3 separate regions of the Homo sapiens genome follow, and regions 1 and 3 are each linked to region 2. The links are chromatin contacts, found by Hi-C or POLR2A ChIA-PET in ENCODE. All regions are on one chromosome and are shown on one strand. The core of a region is the stretch at or near the end of the contact, and the rest is flanking DNA. Distances in the headings are between cores, read along the strand shown. Region 1 overlaps GNA12 (G protein subunit alpha 12). Region 2 overlaps LOC100129603 (a long non-coding RNA gene). Region 3 overlaps GNA12 (G protein subunit alpha 12).

Region 1 (3,287 bases), core at 222-2,721, 420 kb after region 2:
TCCTCAACAAGATGGACCTCCTGGTGGAGAAGGTGAAGACCGTGAGCATCAAGAAGCACTTCCCGGACTTCAGGGGCGACCCGCACAGGCTGGAGGACGTCCAGCGCTACCTGGTCCAGTGCTTCGACAGGAAGAGACGGAACCGCAGCAAGCCACTCTTCCACCACTTCACCACCGCCATCGACACCGAGAACGTCCGCTTCGTGTTCCATGCTGTGAAAGACACCATCCTGCAGGAGAACCTGAAGGACATCATGCTGCAGTGAGCGAGGAAGCCCCGGGGTTTGTCGTCGTTGAGCAGCCCCCACGGCTGTCGGTCAGACTCTTGGGTGTGTGTTGTCTGTGTGGTCCTTGAGTGGGTTTCTCGGATCCGTGCCCTGGAATACCTGGCTCAGGAATGCTGTCAGACCAGCCAGCCAGCGAGCTCTAGGCAAAAGGACATGGAAACTGTCACGTTAGCTACTGAATCCTGGGGGCGAGTGAAACTACTGAAAATCCGAGTGATGATGTTGTGAATACGGAACACCTAATCACACAGCTTGCTTTGCTTTTACAGAAACGTTCCTCTTTTTCTGACGCAGTTTAATTGAGGACCGTGTTGTGTGTGTATGTGTGTACACACGCTCTGTCTTTAATGACAGAAACACAAAAACCAGCTGGCCTTGCAGACGGCTTTTCTAACTCACAAGTCTTCCCTGAGACAGACTAACCTGAAAGCTTTGCCTAACAGTAGCTTGTAGAGATCCAGTGCACGCCGATGCTGCTAAACTCAGTGCCTGAGCCCGGCCCTGCAGCCCCAGCCGCAGTGTCTGAAGGCCACCTCCCAAAGGGAGCACGTTGCCTTTTCAAACTCCCGTGCCGATTTCCTAAGAGCCCCTAGTCCAAGCCTCTCAGATGAAGCTGAGGAGCCGTGCCTAGGATCCCTTCCCAGCTCTGAGGACGGGCTGCAGAGCTCTGCAGGTGTGGATTCACCTTACGCCCCTACAGCAGGCTCAGCCCTTCCCACCCTGCCCCATGCCCAGCAGCACAACACGGAGTGAGACAGGATGCCCACGGTGACTGCCGCTCCGTCCGTGCACACACAGCGGTGCTCTTCTCCCCTTAGCCACCCACTGCCCAACCCAACGGCAAAGACACAGAAACCAGGTCCCCTTGCAGACGGCTCTCCCATCTTCCTGCAAGTCATCTGCTCACACACAGTTGGCAGCACATAGCGTTTCCTTCTTTCAGAAACATTCCTCTTCTGGGGCTTCAGAAAGCTGGCAAGGCCACTAGCAGAGCTTTTGTTAATGCCCCAGCTGCTTGGCGAGCTAACAGCTGACCTTTCGGGAAGCCCACAGACGCTGGAGGAATCTTGAGTTTCTCCAAACTGCCGCTCCACCAGTGCCTTTGGACAGCCGTGCCTGTTCGCCGCTCTCCCTAAGTCTGATTCTCATCGAGGCCCCTCGCTTCTATGACTGTGCTTGCAGAAGAGTAAACACTCTCGGATGCCGCTGTCCTGGGGGAGCCCGCGGGAGCCTGTGAATGTTGATACGAGCTGGCCAGTCCTGGGCCCAGCTCACTTGTCCAGCTACCTGCCAGGTGGCTTTCACTGTGTTTAAAATACATTGCATTCCAAGCTGGTCCCCTCTGTGTATCACTCTACTGAGAAATCCTGCCTAGTGTGTTTTGGGATGTGTCCTAGCATTTACAAGAAAATGAAAAGCGTCCTCTTAATTGGCACCCGAATGTTGCTGTGGCTCAGTCACATATCCCAGGGCCCTCGTCCCGAGGCCGTGCTGCCCCGAGCCCCGAGCCCCTCTGCAGCTCACCCTTGGCTTGTTTTCCGCAAACCCGGTAAACGCAAGCCCTTGGGGCAGATGCAGAAGCAGAAGAGGGAGGGGAAACCTGCCTCTGGGTCACCCTGTTAGCACAGCGTTCTCATCGGGAGACAGCATGGAACTCTCTCTCGCAGTGCTCGAGGCTGTGTGTCAGTGTTTGCTGGGCTTGTGGCTCCTTTTTTGGCTGGATAAAGAAGTCGCTGTTTTTGTACTGCTTCTGTGGCTCTTCACAGACCTCACGGATGTGACCGGAGATGAGTGCCGATGACCACGTTTTAAAGGAGAAAGAGAGCTCCTGGTGGGGCCCTCGGGGTGGTCTCAGGTCCCATTTGCAGTCTGCAACAGTGACGCGCAGCCCGGTCCGGAGCGTGGTGAGCTTTGTTTGCCTTCTGGGTCAGCTTTCGCTGTGTCTCCTGTGTGTGTTAGAATCCAGAGCCCAGAGGAAGTGCAAGCGGGTCCTCCGCCAACGGGGAGAGCCTCTTCGCGGCGCTGTTGGCGACAGCAGCGCTGTGATTCGCGTAGCAGGGGAGTTGTTTGAAACACCTTCCTGAGTAGTCCGGCCTTGTCAATGAGTGCTTGTTTTCCTTTAAACAGTCTGACATATTTACTCGTCACTTTCAAACCAGAAGCATGAGAGGAAGGAGATATTGTGGGGTCCGTTTAACTCGATAGAAAGCGCAGGGGGATGGCCCCCGGCGCGGGCTCTTGACCCGCTCAGCGCTGACCCCACCGCCCTGGCCGAGGCACTTGGCCTTGCTGAGCTGGACTTCCTCCTCCTCCTCCTCATGACCGGGGTGAATTAGAACGTTTTTAAAGACACCCCCTTCCAAATTCTGTAACACATTGTAATTGGAGAAGAAGGAAACTCTGCAAGGCTAAACTGTCATTCACAACTTGGCTACACATAGACTCTAGTCAGTTTTGTCTCCAGAACCTTAGGCTTTTGTATTTTTTAATTTTAATTTCACTGTTAATCCTTATTGTCTTTTTTATTAAGATGTTGGAAAAGCAGGAGGTAGTTGTGCCTCAATTATTGCAAAAATGTAACAATAAAGTTCCTCAAAATAAGATCTGTTCCTCATAGCTATACTGTGTACACATAAGACGCATATAGGGTTTTACTGAAATCTATTTTTAACTCTTATGTTCGTAGAGAAATTGTTTCAAGGATTTTGAGTCATAGGTCTGTAATTTATAGAGATCTCTAGAATTCTTATTGTAATTTTCCTACTTCTTTGATAAAAGAAAAATAAGTCAGATTGTTAACTCCAAGATTGAAAAAAAAAACTCTTGAAAGAAGATTATTAGTTGTAACTAATTTAGGGGTTCTGGGCACAGACATCTAACCTGGTATTGTAAGGCAGAGGCTCCCATTGGAATGGTAGTGGTCCGGGTCAGTTGTTCATGGTGTAAGCTTTGCACAGTGTATTAACATTGGGAGGGTCTGGCTTGAAAATTTGGCCACCC
Region 2 (3,520 bases), core at 251-2,750:
GAGTGTGAATTGCTTTCAACTTTACACAAATTAACCATACAATGTCTATTAAAATTTAAAATGCATGCTCTTTAGCAAGAAACCTCACTTTTGGGAATCTGTCCTACACTAGTAAAACCAACGACACATGAAAAACATAGAGGAGGATGTTTATTGCAGCACTGTTTGGGACAAGGAAAACGAATGATTTTTTTTTTTTTTTTTTTTTTTTTTTTTTTTTTGTGTGAGACAGAGTCTTGCTCTGTCACCCAGGCTGGAGTGCAGTGGCAAGATCTCAGCTCACTGCAACCTCTGCCTCCTAGATTCAAGAGATTCTCCTACCTCAACCTTCCAAGTAGCTGAGATTATAGGCAGGAGCCACTACACCTGGCTAATTTTTGTATTTTTAATAGAGTATTTTTAATGTTAGTGAGGCTGGTCTTGAACTCCTGACCTCAGGTGATCCTCCCACCTCAGCCTCCGAAAGTGCTGGGATTATAGGTGTAAGCCACCAAGCCTGGCCGGAAAATGAATGATTTTTACTGCGTGGTTTATACTGGAGGAAAAAACAACAACCCAAGGATGGTATAGTATTGTCTGGAGTGGGGGAAAATAGAAACAAAGTAAATTTTCATCTATAGAGTAGCTGGATGCATTTAGGTATATCCATATTATAGAATACTATGTAGCAGTTTAAAATAATGAATTGAAACTCTATTGCTGATTGCTGAGTGAAAAATCAACCTAACCCACTCCTTGAAAGGAGTCACAAGTAGGGCAACGCTTTTGAATGAGATACCATGTTTCATTGTATTGGGGTGGGGGGTGGGAATCCACCAAGCATTTTTGCGTAACATTGAGCATTTAAAACACCAATACCGAGGCCGGCAAATTGCTTGAGCTCAGGAGTTTGAGACCAGAAGACTGGGCAACATGGAGAAACTCTGTCTCTACAAATAATAATAATAATAATAATTAGCTGAGTGTGGTGGTGCACACCTGTAGTCCCAGCTACTTGGGAGGCTGAGGTGGGAGAATTGCTTGAGATCAGGGAGGTCGAGGCTGCAGTGAGCTGTGATTGTGCCACTGCACTGCAGCCTGGGTGACAGAGTGAGACCCTGTCTCTAAAAAAAAACCAAAGACAAAAACAGAGACTCCCAATAACCTAATTATTTAACCCGGAATGAACACAATAGAGGGCACGTGTGTCTGCACTCATTGGGAATGTTTTCTTTCTCGCCTGTAGTTAGCGAACCCTGTGACATAAGCAAATGGGGAAATGTTATGTGAAAGATACACGATGCATGCAAGTAAGGCTTAGCAAAATGAAATAAGCAAGGGGACTTTTAATAACAGTGGTTTCCTGATTGGAGAGCTGTCTGAATAAGGGGACAGCCGCACTAGTCCCCTATCTCTCTAACTCATGACCCACCCAGGTGCTTCCGCCTGCAGCCCTGCGGGGGCTGCCTCCGGTTTTCAGGGGTCAGTGAGTGTAAACTCCTTTTTTCCTGGCAGGGATGCCCATGTCTGCATGTCTCAGCATCGCAGATTAAAGTAACTCCCAGGTGTGTGAAAACATCAGGCCTGTTTGTGGGGCAGAGTCTTGGCTGGGGAGAGAGACAGGAGATGTGTGTCATCTTTCCTGGCACTCACAGGGCCGTGGGAACAACAGGTTTGGAAAGGAGGAAGTGGAGCGTGGTGAGGTGCGGACTGCAACAGGGGAGGGGCAGCTGCAGGAGCTCTGGGGGCCTAGAGGAGCCACAGCCCCCCTGCTGCAAGCCAGAGAGAGACCGGAGGGCTTCTCAGAGGAGGGAGGTTGCAAGTACATGGTGGGAAAGGTGCAGACGTCTGTTAAGGGCACCCACAAAGGTGATGCAGGAGGAAGTGCTGTGGCTGGGAGACCAGGGCCGGTCCAGAGACTGGCCAGTGAGAATAGGAAAGCCTGCTGATATCCACAGGGCCTGGTCGTGGCAACCCTGATGAAACGTGCTAGGCTGTCTGGAACCTGCCCGTTAGGCAAAAGGAGCCACTCAAGAGGATCCCACCCAGCTGATGCCAGTTTCAGCTGAATCTGGTCTGTGGCTGGGGGCAGATTGGGAGAAGTCAATGCCTCACTGTTTTTGTTGTCGGGATCAATGGACGGCTGCCATTTGCAGGTGTTGCATCTGGGATAAAGTGAAGGGACAAGTTTGGAGCCAGGGCTTGGTGGCCGAAATGTGTGTTGGGAGAGCAATGGGCCAGGCAGCTCCCCTGGTGCTGGCTTGGAAGGTGGGTGGGTGTTGGAGCATTTCATGGAGCAGGGCCACAAGGTCAGCACTGGGTTTGGGAGTAGACACTCCTTGTGAGAAGAAGCCATCCTGGCCCGGTGCAGCTGCTCACGCCTGTAATTCCAACACTTTGGGAGGCCAAGGCACGAGGATTGCTTGAGCCCAGGGGTTCAACACCAGCCTGGGTGATATGGTTTGCATCTGTGTTCCCAGCCAAATCTCGTGTTGAATTGTTAGCCCCAGTGCTGCAGGTGGGGCCTGATGGGAGGTGATTGGATCATGGGGGAGGAATTCTCCCTTGCTGTTCTCATGATATTGAGTGAGTTCTCACGAGATCTGGTTGATTAAAAGTATGTAGCATCTCCCCGTTCTTTCTCTTCCTTCTCCTCTGTCCATGTAAGACGTGTCTGCTTCGCCGTTGCCTTCCACCGTGATTGTGAGTTTCCTGAGGCCTTCCCTAGCCATGCTTCCTGTATAGTCTGTGGAACGGTGAGTCAATTAAACCTCTTTTATTTATAAATTACCTGATTTCAGGTAGTTCTTTACAGCACTGCAAGAACAGACTAATACACTAGGAAACATAGCAAGACGTCTACATCTCTACAAAATAACAACAACAAAAAATTAGCTGGGCATGGTGGTGCATGCCTGTAGTTCCAGCTACTCAGGAGGGTGAGGCAGGAGGATTGCTTGAGCCCAGGAGGTTAAGGCTGCAGTGAGCTATGATTGAGCCACTGCACTCCAGCCTGTGTGACAGTGAGACCCTGTCTCAAAACAAATAACAAAAAGGCCGGGTGCAGTGGCTCACGCCTGGAATCCCAGCACTTTGGGAGGTCAAGGTGGGTGGATCACCTGAGATCAGGAGTTCAAGACCAGCCTGGCCGACATAGTGAAACCTTGTCTCTAGTAATAATACAAAAATCAGCTGGGCATGGTGGCAGGGAACTGTAATCCCAGCCACTTGGGAGGCTGAGGAAGGAGAATCACTTGAACCCGGGTGGCAGAGGTTGCAGTGAGCCAAGGTTGTGCCACTGCACTCCAGTCTGGGCAACAAAGAGAGACTCCATTTCAAAAAAAAAAAAAAGCCGGGCATGGTGGCTCACACCTGTAATCTCAGCACTTTGGGAGGCCGAGGTGGGCAGATTACCTGAGGTCAGGAGTTCGAGACCAGCCTGGCCAACACAGTGAAACCACGTTTCTATTAAAAATACAAAAATTAGCTGGATGTGGTGGCGGGCACCTGTAATCCCCAGGTACTCGGGAGGCTGAGGTAG
Region 3 (3,389 bases), core at 846-3,345, 390 kb after region 2:
CTTACCACAGCGTCCGGGAAAGACCACTGACATTGATTGCTTTGATCTCCTGGGTGATTGGCAGTGAGCCAGTTCAGATCCTCTGACTTGGTGTCCCCCTGGTGTACTGGTAAGGCATTCTATTGAGTCGAGCCTGTGCAGAACACAGCAGGTTGTGGACCTAGGGAGGCAGCGCTGCTGGGAGGCGAGCCTGAGCAGCTCGTGCTGGGGTGTGCCCTCCTGCCTGGACTCTGCACGCGTTGGGTGTGTCTTCAATCTCCACTCCTTCCCCAGGCAGAGGCGGGCGATGGGAAGAAAGCACGTCCATCACGTGGGGCTCTCTTTGTCCACACATCCAAGCTACACATTGCCAACAGAGGCCTTGGAGCTCTTGACCTTCAGTTCCTCAACCTTGACATCCTAGTGTTTTCATATTTTAAAAAATACTTTTAAAACTGAGTGTTCCTGTCATTTTTATGCATTTGTGGTCATGTGACAAAGCCACTGGTGGCTTCCAGCCTACACAGCCTGCTTGGCAGGAGCAGGTGGCAGAAAGCAGGGAGCGGAGCTTTTCAAAGGACCTCAGCTGGCCGTGGGGCTCTGAGACGGGGGCGGACAATCGCATTGGACGGCATCTGCACCCGTTGCAGAAACTGCCTGGAGGGAGCGGCCCAGCCCTAAGGACAGTTTTTTTCATGGCCTTCAGTCTGTGTTTTTTCTCTTTTGCTCTTTTTAAAATTCTGAAGTGTATACATCTCTCTCCTATCCTGTATGACTACAGAAGAGGGTCTGAAAAAATAGGCACAGCGTGAAACAGCATGAACAAACACCTCTGAACCTGCCACTCAGATGAAAAACATCAACAGTAATTCATAAACCCCATGTGAGCCACTACCGCCACCCCAGCGTCACCACTATTCTAGTATTTGGCTAATTATTCCTTTCCTTTTACTTGTCTTTTTACCACCTATTCCTAAACAGTAGTAACTTACCACTTGGGCATGTTATTTAACCACTTTGTCTCAGTCTTCCCATCTGTCACATGGACAGAACAGTAATAACACACCGTGAGTATTGTGAGAATGAAGGTGATATGGGGGAGGCCCTTAGAACAGTGCAGGCACATAGGAAGTGCAAGGTAGGTGTGAGTTCTTACAGCTAGCGCTTTGTTTCCTTTTGCCTGTGTTTTAACTTCATGTAAATAAGGACAGTATAACCATTTTATGACTTATTTCTTCAGCGTTATATTTTGAGATCCATCATGGGGTTTTTATTTTTATTTTATTTATTTATTTATTTATTTATTTATTTATTTATTTATTTATTTATTTTGAGACAGTGTTTTGCTCTGTGGCCCAGGGCTGAGTGCAATGGTGTAATCTCGGCTCATTGCAACCTCCGCCCCCTGGGTTCAAGTGATTCTCCTGCCTCAGCCTCCCCAGTAGCTGGGATTACAGGCGCCCACCACCACGCCCCGCTAGTTTTTGTATTTTTAGTAGAGACGGTGTTTCACCATATCAGGAGGCTGGTCTCGAACTCCTGACCTCAGGTGATCCACCTCGGCCTCCCAGAGCGCTGGGATTATAGGCATGAGCCACCGCGCCCAGCAGAGACCCATCATGTTGATACATGCGGTGATAACCCTCTCATATCCATTCTTCTGTGGTGTTCTATTAGATGAGTAAACTGCACTTGATTATCCACTGAACCAGAGGTGGGCACTGGTGGCTTCCAGCCTAGGGCTGTGACTCTGCTGTTAGGGGCACGCTGCTACACAGGCACCAACCTCTCTAGCACAGGGGTTCCTCCAAGTGTGCTGTGGGGGCCCCCGAGACCCTTTCAGGGGTTCCCCCAGGTTCCTTGAAAGGCTCCCCTGATTAGATCAGGCCCACCAAGATCACCTCCCTTTGGCTTAGCTGAAAGTCGCCCAATCACAGGAGATACGTTCCATCACACTCCAGCTTCCTCCCACGCTGCAGGGGAAGAAATTGCACAGGGCGTGTGTCATTGAGGCTCGTCTTAGAACCCTGACAGCACAGAACACATGAAACTGCTGAGACACTGTCTGCCCTTTACACCCTCTTTCATGTGCAAGCCTGCATTGGAGCTTTTCAGAGGCCACACGACGTATGAGGATGTCATCACTTGGATGGCGAATGAGATAAGTGTTTGCAGAGCCTTGTTTTCTTAAAGTGCTAGGATTACAGTGTGAGCCACTGCACCCGGCCCTAAAGCCTTGTTTTCTTAAAAGCTCTGAGTTTTCATTTCTAATACTGTAAGCATCGATAGTTGGGGAGATGTTGAGTTTTTGGGTTTTTGTCTTTGTTTAAGAATAGGATAGTAAAAATAGAGGGGCTTTCCATAAAGAGCCTGAAGCAACAGCTGCTGACTCATCCTGTTGGTTTTGAGTTAGGGAGTGACTCATCCCCAAGCAAGAGGTTTTCCAGACATTTATTAGGTCTGTAGAGCTTGTGTTCTGTGTTAACCAGGCAGCTACATTTGCAGGGGGAGGGAAGAATCATTCCTTATTATTGCTATTCTGATGTGGGGACAGCGAACAGGAGTCAGAGAACCACTAAGCTATTAAAGGAAAAAATATTTAAGCTGCCATTTAAAAAGTCAGGTTTGAAAAAACACATGTCTTCATTGACTCAGCAAGCGTTCAGTACGTACTAAGTGCAAGAGGTCCCTGGGGCTGAGAATGTGCAGGGAAGATGACATTTTCCTTTATGCTTCATGGTTATTTTGCCCTAAGAAGTACTAAAGGTTTTTTGTTGCTGGATGAAAAGATTACCACCAATTAGCAACTTAAAACGGCACAGATGTAATGATCTCCCAATGTGCTTGGGTCAGCAGCCTGGGCATCCAGAGTTCGCCACGTGCTCTGCTCGGAACCTCGCAGGCTGGTGCACCTGGCCGCGTTCCCATCTAAGGCTTGTCATCCTTTTTCAAGCTCACTGGTACTGGCAGAGTTCATTTCCTTGCAGTCCTCTGACTGATGTCCCATTTTCTTACTAGCTGGCAGCTCCTAGGGGTGCCCTCACTTCCTTGCCACGTGGCTCCTCCTCATAACACGGCTGTGTGCTTTCTTCTAGGTCAGCAGGAGAGCACCTCTTTTAAAAGGCCCACCTGACATGGCGAAACCCTGTCTCTACTAAAACTACAAAAAATTAGCCGGGCATGGTGGCGGGCGCTGCGGTCCCAGCTACTTGGGAGGCTGAGGCAGGAGAATGGCGTGAACCCGGGAGGCAGAGCTTGCAGTGAGCCAAGATCGTGCCACTACACTCCAGCCTGGGTGACAGAGCAAGACTCCGTCTCAAAAAAAAAAAAAAAAAAAAAAAAGGCCCACCTGATTAGATCGGGCCTGCCAAGGTCACCTCCTTTTTTCCCCCGCCTTGGGACAGAGTATC

The links. Hi-C counts contacts between places; a loop is a spot of excess contacts on that map. ChIA-PET counts read pairs that join two places held with the same protein, here RNA polymerase II (POLR2A). Pooled maps may share reads with other maps.
Region 1: a map with no recorded cell type shows a loop between it and region 2 (4-fold over the local background). The contact joins two enhancer-like sites. A Hi-C loop is called at or near these places in 4 of 37 single-sample maps with no recorded cell type and 5 of 50 pooled maps. POLR2A ChIA-PET finds 5 or more read pairs at or near these places in 2 of 52 experiments (OCI-LY7 and activated T-cell).
Region 3: a loop to region 2 is called in a pooled map, with 2.1 times the contacts of the local background. The contact joins two enhancer-like sites. A Hi-C loop is called at or near these places in 3 of 50 pooled maps. POLR2A ChIA-PET finds 5 or more read pairs at or near these places in 2 of 52 experiments (CD4-positive, alpha-beta memory T cell and activated T-cell).

The regions. Positions count from the first base shown.
Region 1 is chr7:2,728,160-2,731,446 of GRCh38, reverse strand. It overlaps GNA12 (G protein subunit alpha 12), which reads left to right. Exons shown (of 4, transcript NM_007353.3): 4 at 1-3,287. The coding sequence ends at 266. It also overlaps a transcript of AMZ1 not described here. Among named protein-coding and RNA genes, the nearest start is that of AMZ1, 42 kb to the right of the region's middle. Within about 2 kb of position 1,471, at least 16 of the 41 ENCODE cell types and tissues checked have a DNase peak (open chromatin) inside an H3K27ac peak, as active enhancers do.
Region 2 is chr7:3,148,196-3,151,715 of GRCh38, reverse strand. LOC100129603 (a long non-coding RNA gene) reads left to right here. Exons shown (of 4, transcript NR_126024.1): 3 at 2,648-2,735. Among named protein-coding and RNA genes, the nearest start is that of CARD11, 110 kb to the right of the region's middle. Within about 2 kb of position 1,500, at least 2 of the 41 ENCODE cell types and tissues checked have a DNase peak (open chromatin) inside an H3K27ac peak, as active enhancers do.
Region 3 is chr7:2,757,062-2,760,450 of GRCh38, reverse strand. The region is part of intron 2 of GNA12 (G protein subunit alpha 12); the gene reads left to right. It also overlaps a transcript of AMZ1 not described here. Among named protein-coding and RNA genes, the nearest start is that of AMZ1, 71 kb to the right of the region's middle. RefSeq lists an enhancer at 2,174-2,463. Within about 2 kb of position 2,095, at least 37 of the 41 ENCODE cell types and tissues checked have a DNase peak (open chromatin) inside an H3K27ac peak, as active enhancers do.